Linked DNA regions of Homo sapiens: region 1 is linked to region 2. A link is an interaction called in ENCODE POLR2A ChIA-PET data of the cell type or tissue named here. Cell type or tissue: HepG2. All regions are shown on one strand.

Evidence for each region. ChIA-PET counts read pairs that join two places held together with the same protein. Peaks named below come from ENCODE experiments on the same cell type or tissue, not always from the same donor. Only the 100,000 strongest peaks of a DNase experiment are listed, where the experiment ranks them.
Region 1: POLR2A ChIA-PET joins it to region 2 with 5 read pairs; 3 of 35 experiments call an interaction of 5 or more read pairs at or near these places.

The regions. Positions count from the first base shown.
Region 1 is chr4:38,352,839-38,356,838 of GRCh38, reverse strand. No RefSeq gene overlaps it. Among named protein-coding and RNA genes, the nearest start is that of LINC02513, 12 kb to the left of the region's middle. In HepG2, no CTCF peak of the experiment used is centred here; no DNase peak of the experiment used is centred here.
Region 2 is chr4:38,422,988-38,426,987 of GRCh38, reverse strand. All of the region lies in intron 7 of LINC01258 (long intergenic non-protein coding RNA 1258), which reads left to right. Among named protein-coding and RNA genes, the nearest start is that of LINC02513, 58 kb to the right of the region's middle. RefSeq lists an enhancer at 1,770-2,302. In HepG2, no CTCF peak of the experiment used is centred here; DNase peaks (open chromatin) are centred at 2,217 and 2,527; H3K4me3 peaks cover 431 bases.

The DNA.
Region 1 (4,000 bases), 70 kb after region 2:
AAAAAAAATTCCTTTCCTATATCCTGTTTCCTTCTAAAAGTAGTATTGTTTTACATTTTACATTTGAATGCATAAATCTATGACTCATTGTGAATTCTTTTTTGTATAAATTATAAAGTTTAGGTCAAGATTCTTTTTGGAGGGCTGTGTGTGTGTAATGGTGGCAGCACCACAACGTTGAAAAATGAAAAATGTTGCTTTTAAAAAAATTAAGACATGACATACTTCTGCTGATTTATTTTCTTGTGGATAGTTTTCTATGCATATGCGTCTGCTCTGCCGCTTTATGAATTGAGATTTTTTCCCCAGATCTTAACTTGCCCATATTATATTTCAGCAAACAGAAAGAATAGTTTTTTGTTGTTTTTTAAAGAATCATTTTGCGTGGCATTCCCATGTTTACGAGGCATATAGATAACGTAGTGGTTAGGAGCACGAGCTCTGGAGTCAGTTTCTTGGTCAAATCCTGTCTTTGACCATTTACCAGCCATGTGCCTTTGGAGACAAGGTTCAGTGTCCTCGTCTGTCAAATAGTAATAATAATAGGACCTGAGCTGGGCACGGTGGCTCATGCCTGTAATCCTAGCACTTTGGGAGGCCAAGGCGGGCGGATTGCCTGAGCTCAGGAGATCGAGAAAGCCTGGGCAACACAGTGAAACCCCGTCTCTACTAAAATACAAAAAATTAGCCAGGCATGGGGTGTGCGCCTGTAGTCCCAGCTACTTGGGAGGCCAAGGCAGGAGAATTGCTTGAACCCAGGAGGCGGAGGTTGCAGTGAGCAGAGATCACACTACTGTACTCCAGCCTGGGCGACAGAACGAGACTCCATCTCCAATAATAATAATAATAATAATAATAACACCTACCCTATCATAAGGTTGTTGTGAAGGCTGATGAGTTATACAGTTCTGTTCACACAGGAAGCACTCAATAAAGCTTCATCGTTCCCATTACTAGAAGCATTTAGGTGGAATTTAACCCTGACTTTAGGATATGACATTACATCATATCACATTACTTTACATTGCATCTCACGACATTTTAATGTAAAACGAGAGATTCTCCTCTGTTCTACTCTCTTGGCAGCTACAGAAATAAGAAACTGGTTATAAAATTCCCTGAGAACAGAGGGGACAGGAATTGATATTTGAAAACAAATGATTAATCTTTTTTGATCCAAGACCCAGCTCCCAGGGTTTTTTTTTTTTAGCTATTGGATTAGTTTCCCAGAGTTGCCATGACAAATTACCACAAACTGTGTGCCTTAAAACAATATAAATTTATTCTCCTGTAGTTCAGGAGGCTAGAATCTGAAGTCGAGGTGTTGGCCAGGCCCTACTCCCTCCAAAGCTGCTCGTTTCAGCTTCTAGTGGCTTCCAGACATCCTTGGTGTTCCTTGGCTTTTAGCTGCATCACTCCAACCCCTGCCTCCATCCTCACATTCCCTTATTCCTTTCTTTGTGTCTTATAGGAACACCAGTAATTGGATTTAGAGCCCACCCTGATGCAGGAAGACTTCGTCTTCTTTGATCCTGTCACTCATGTAGTGAGCATAGTATCTGATAGTTTTCCAACACTCGCACCCTCCCTCTAGTCATCCCCAATGTGTATTGTTTTCATCTTTGTGTCCATGTGTATTCAGTGTTTAGCTCCCATATGTATGTAAGAACATGTGGTATTTGGTTTTCTGCTCCCGTGTTAATTCACTTATGATGTTAGTGTCCAGCTGGGGTATCCGTGTTGCTACAAAGGACATGATTTTGTTCTTTTTCATGGTTGCATAGTATTCCATGGTATATACATACTATTTTCTTTATCCAGTCCATCACTGATGGGCATCTAGGTTGAGTCCACGTCTTTGGTAGTGTGAATGGTGCTGGGGTGAACATGCAAGTGCATATGACGTTTTGGTAGAATGATTTGTTTTCCTTTGGGTGTATACTTAGTAATGGGATTGCTGGGTGGAATGGGAGTTCTGTTTTTAGTTCTTTGAGAAATCTCCCAAATGCTTTCCACAGTGGATGAACTAATTTACATTCCCACCAACAGTGTATAAGTGTTCACCTTTCTCTGCAGTCCTGGCAATATCTGTAATTTGACTTTTTAATAACAGCCATTCTGACTGGTGTAAGATAGTATCTCATTTTGGTTTGGATTTGCATTTCTCTAATGATTAGTGATGTTGAACATTTTTTCAAGTTTGTTGCCTGATTGTATGTCTTCTTTTGAGAAGTGTCTGTTCATGTTTTATGCCCATTTTTTAACAGGGTTATTTGTTTTTTGCTTGTTCAATTGTTTAAGTTCCTTATAGATTCTGGATTACACCTTTGTTGGATGCATAGTTTGAGAACATTTTCTACCATTTTGTAGGTTGTCTGTTTACTCCGTTAATAGTTTCCTTTGCTGTGCAGAAGCTCTTTAGTTTAATTAGGCCTACTTGTCAGTTTTTATTTATGTTGCAAATGATTTTGCGGACTTACTCATAAATTCTTTGCCAAGGCTGATGTCCAGAATGGTGTTTCCTAAGGTTTTTTCTAGAATTACTATAGTTTTAGGTCTTATATTTAGATCTCTAATCCATCTTGAGTTAATTTTCATATACGGTAAAAGGCAGGGGTCTAGTTTCAATTTTCTGCATATGGCTATCCAGCTACCCCAGCACCATTTATTGAATAGAGAGGGAGTCCTTTCACCATTGCTTGTATTGGTTGACTTTGTCAGAGATTAGATGGTTGTAGGTGTGCAGCCTTATTTCTGGGTTATCTATCCTGTTCTTTTGGTCTATGTGTCTGTTTTTATGCCATCACCATGCTGTTTTTGTTATTCTAACCTTGTAGTATAGTTTGAAGTCAGATAGTATGATGCCTCTGGCTTTACTCTTTCTGCTTAGAATTACATTGGCTACTTGGGCTCTTTTTTGATTCCATATGAATTTTAGAATAGTTTTTTCTAATTCTGTGAAAAATTATATTGGTAGCTTGATAAGAATATTATTGACATCATAAATTCCTTTGGGCACTATGGCCATTTTAACAATATTGATTCTTCCTACTCATGAGCATGGGATGCTTTTTCATTGTTTGTGTTGTTGTCTGATTTCTCTTAGAAGTGTTTTGTAATTCTTGTTGTAGAGATCTTTCACCTCCTTGGTTAGATATATTCCCAGGTATTTTTTTGTGGCTATTGTAAATGGAATTGCATTCTTGATTTGGCTCTCAGGTTGAATGCTATTGGTGTATAGAAATGCACTGAATTTTGTACATTGATTTTGTATCCTGGAACTTTACTGAAGTCATTTATCAGTTCTAGAGGCCTTTTGGTGGAGTCTTTAGGGTTTTCTAGGTATAGGAATCATGTTATCTGTAAAGAGACATAATTTGATTTCTTCTTTTCCTATTTGGATGTTTTATCTTTCTTTCTCTTGCCTGACTGCTCTGGCTAGGACTTCCAGTACTGTGCTAAATAGGAGTGATAGTAAGAGTTGGCATTCTTGTCTCCTTCCAGTTCTCAAGGGGAATGCTTCCAGCGTTCAGTATGATGTTCCACCATTCAGTATGATGTTGGCTATGGATTTGTCATAGATGGCTCTTATTATTTTGAGGTATGTTCCTTCAATGCCTAATTTGTTGAGGGTTTTTTCAACATGAAGCAATGTCAAATTTTATCAAAAGACTTTTCTTCATTTATTACATTGATCATATGGTTTTTGTATTTAATTCTTGTATGTAGTAAATCAACTTTATTGATTTACGTATGTTAAACCAACCTTGCATCCCAGGAATGAAGCCTACTTGATCATGGTCAATTAACTTTTTGATGTGCTGTTGGATTTGGTTTGCAAGTATTTTGTTGAAGAATTTTTGCCTCTATGTTCATCAGGGATATTGGCCTGAAATTTTCTTTTCTTTGTTGTGTCTTTGTCAGGTTTTCATATCAGAATAATGCTGGCTTTACAGAATGAGTTAAGGAGGAGTCCCTCCTTCTAGATTTTTTAGAATAA
Region 2 (4,000 bases):
GCTGAAAGATCAGGGATTGATGGCAACTAGCATCAGCCAGAAAGGACAGATCAAAAAGACACTGCACAGGAAGAATGGACATGACCCAGTAACCAAACTGCAGGCAAGAGGGAGGTACTATATAGAGATGATGCTGAGGTTTAAATCTGGTGACCAGAAAAATACTATTGTTGTTGATTATCTTAGTCTGTTTGTGCTGCTGTAACAAAATGCTTTAGATTGAGTAATGTATAAACAATGGAGATGTATTTCTCAGAGTTCTAGAGGCTGGAAAGTCCAAGATCAAGGTGCTGGCATGTTTGGTGTCTGGTGAGAGCCTGGTCTTTGCTTCCAAGATGACACCTCAAATGCTGTGTCCTCTGGAGGAGACAAATGCTGTGTCCTCATATAGCAGAAGGTATATGAGGTACTTATTCCATCCTTGAGGGTAGAGCCCCTATAACCTGCCTCCTAAAGGCCCCATTTCCTGATACTGTTGCATTGGGTCTCAAATTTTGGAGGGTCACAGACATTCAAACCATAGCAGTGATATAATGAAGGGTGTCACGGAAGTTGCTTTCTGGAGGAAACATTACAAATTTAGTCTTAAGCACTTGAATTTAGCATACCTGAGAACATCCAGGTGAACAAATTTGGTATGATAAGGTAGGCTCAAGAAAGAGATTGAGCATGGAAGCAGACAGAGATTAGACATCAGCCTCATAAACGGATGTCTCAGGAGAATGACTGAAGTCTTGATTCTGGCTGAGATTTGCGGACCAAAATGAGGATCTTGTGTCGAGACTGACTCAGTGACAGGGCTCTCCTTAGAAACCTCAAAGCAGCTCTCTAATTCATCCTAAGTATTATGGCAATAGAAGTGCTGAGAAATTGATAAGGTCTCATAACATGTTTTAAAATGTAAAAACAAAGATCAGAAAAAGAATTAAATAAACCTTGGGATTCTGATGTCCAGAACCGTCTTCCATACAATCCAGAAGAAAAGCCTCAGAATGTGAACTCCTACACTATGTAAATTCAATAAGTACACCTAGTAAGAGTAATCCCATTGAGTTCAGATAATAGAAGACATGGAAATGTGTCACCAATAATAATCATAAGACATTCTCAGCACTTTTCCACATGTGGCTAACGCAATCATAACTTAGCAAAGCTACTTTCAGATATACATCAGAATTTCTTGCTCTGTTAAATACAATTTTATGGCAAATCTTTTGCAATTTTCAATAGATCTCAACTTGATCTACTTCTCTTGTCTTGCACCTGCCTCAATTTTCTTGCTACTACTGTGAGGGAGGGGTTTTCTGTTGACTAGAAAGGGAAGTGATTTATGGGGCAAGAGGCAAAAGAAATGGATCCATCTAGAATAGCATTTTTATTATATTTTCTCTAAGTAAAATCAGAAAACTGTTACCCAGAGGTATTATGATCTGGCCATGTTAGACTCCAGCTCCTTATTAAATTGGTGAGTTATGGAGAAGGTGTTACCATCCGAGACAGTTTTTCATTTTCGTCTTTCCATTTAACTATTTCTTGAAGCTGATGAAATACATAGTACTTAGGTTATTGCAGGGTCAGGCAGAACGTTCTTTTTAGGGAATACATAGCAGTGAAAGAATTGTAGGATTTTTAAATCTGGCATCAGAGCTTGGCAAGTTTAAACATCCAAAAACATCCCTTTTTGTGTAAAAAGGGAAAACTCTAATCCAGAGAGACTAAATGACTAAAAGACTCAGAGTGTGCTGCAGAACCAGGTCTGGAACCCTAGAATCCTGGCTCCCAGTCCGTTACTTCAAGTACAACTTTTTCGAAATTCACATTGGCCACGAGTAGATTCTCCTTCCATTGTAAAAGAGCATTTAGGCCACAACCAGCAGAAACACTAAGCTGCCGATTTCTGTTCATGATGCGTCCACCTGGTCATCTTCTGACATTTTCCAAGGGCTGGGACAGCTTTGGAAAGCCCTGTTAGAGACCAGGTTATTTTAAGGTGGAAAACAGAAATCCTAAAAAGCCCAGGCATATACTTGCTTTTTTTTTTTTTTTTTTTTTTTTAATGGAGAAGCTGAGGGACCCAAGAGCCAGCCCTGAAACCTTGATATTTAAAGCAGTTGTCTGTAGACATAATACCCTAGTTTGATCAAAGGGTTGGGCCACACAATCCCAGGGAACAGGAAGGCTGACAAGGGGGGAAGGGCCCTTTGTCCAGGAGGCCTGGAATCCGGATGCCCTGGTTGGCGAGGCTGCTGGCCCTGCTGGGGAGGGGCTGAGGCCCAGTCTATGCCCGCGTTCCTCCCCCTGCCCTTCTGGTCCCTACACTGAGAGATCAGACAGAGCCTGCTGTCTCCCCACACTCAGTATCTGATCAGTTTTCTTCAGGACATTAATAAAATGAATCTATAGGCTTTGCTTGTATTTTTGTTGTTGTTTAATTCTACAATCAGAAAAGGTAAGCACCCCAGTTTAACTCTTTGAGTCTTTCTCCCAGCATGTGGCTTCCTAAACAAATATTTCATCTATCGTTCAGGTCACATTCTTGACCTTGTTGTTTCAGGTGCCTGATAATTCTGGGCTAATGACGGCCTGGCGAGCACGTTGGTTCCCCCACCACCACCCCACCACTCTCCAGTGCACCCTGCCCTCCCTCCTGTCCCCAGCAGCTTTCCCTGGGCTCATTTTAGTACCAGCCCCTTCCCCATTAATTGCTTTTCCTTCGGTAGCCTTTCTTTTCTTTATCAAAGTGCTTGCTCTGAAGGCTTCTACTTCAGATTCCTGCCCCCAGTGCCCTTGGCCTGTTCATTATTTAATTTTGCTTTCAGTCCCCTGCCTGTCAGGCAATGTCTGCACCCTGTGATTGTTTTCATTTTTGAAAGTCTCCAAAGATCACAGCCTTGTAGACACACTTTAAAAATATTATAATGATTTCTGGTGTGCGCACGCGTGTACACGCACACAGACATGAATGAATTAGAAAAATGTGCTTTGGACCGACCTAGGTTCTCTGAAGCACAGAATTTGACTGATAAAAGGGCTTTATGCACTGCCCCCTGGCCCTGCTGACAACACTACCCCTAATGCCTCTCCTTCTGCTTTATGAGTTGCTGAGATGGGTGTTTTTCTGTAGTCAGTCAAACAAATACATAAAGTAACTTCTAGAGCTTTTCGGCATTGTACTAAGCTGGCTGAAGGCATTTTAGAGATCCAATCTTGCTGAGGGGCTTGCATTAACATGGAAGGAAGCAACACTCTCTGATAGCAACTGACATAGGTCTAGTCATGCAGTAAAGCATTCAAAATAATCCGGAGAAAGGGTAACAGATCGAGCCTTTGGGGATGAATGATAACTGGATTCAGGAAAGTTCTTCTGATTTTTCTTTTTGACCCCTAAACGTCAGATGTGTTCAACATTATTACGGACTGAGTTCTATTCCCCCAAAATGTGTATGTTGAATCCCTAACCCCCAGTGTCTCAGAATGTGACTGTTTTTTGAGACAGGGTCTTTAAAGAGGTAATTAAGTTAAAATGAGTTCACTGGGGTAAGCCCTAATCTGATCTCTGGTGTCCTTGTAAGAAGAGATTTGGACAGACCTGCAAGGAGGGAGATGTATGTGGGGCACAGGGAGCAGAAGGCCATCCTCAAGCTAAAAAGAGTGGTCTTAGAAGAAGCCAGCCCTGGCAGCACTTTGAGTTGGGACTTGCAGCCTCTGGAACTATGAGAGAAGAAACTCCTATTGTTTAAGCACCCACTGTGTGGTACCTTGTTATGGAAGCCCTGGCAAACTAATGCAAACATCGGTATTTCAAGATGGTGTTAGTTCTAGATGAACAATGAAATTAATCACAGAGCAATTTCTGGGCAGGAAGTGGCTTTTCTGCCCCTGTTTGGGTTTCCAGGCACTTAATTCTTATTTGCGGACAAGCAGTAGATATTCAGCATGTGTTTATTGGGCACTTCCTTCATGCCACACGCTGCACTAGGCCAAGCAACAGAGATTCAGA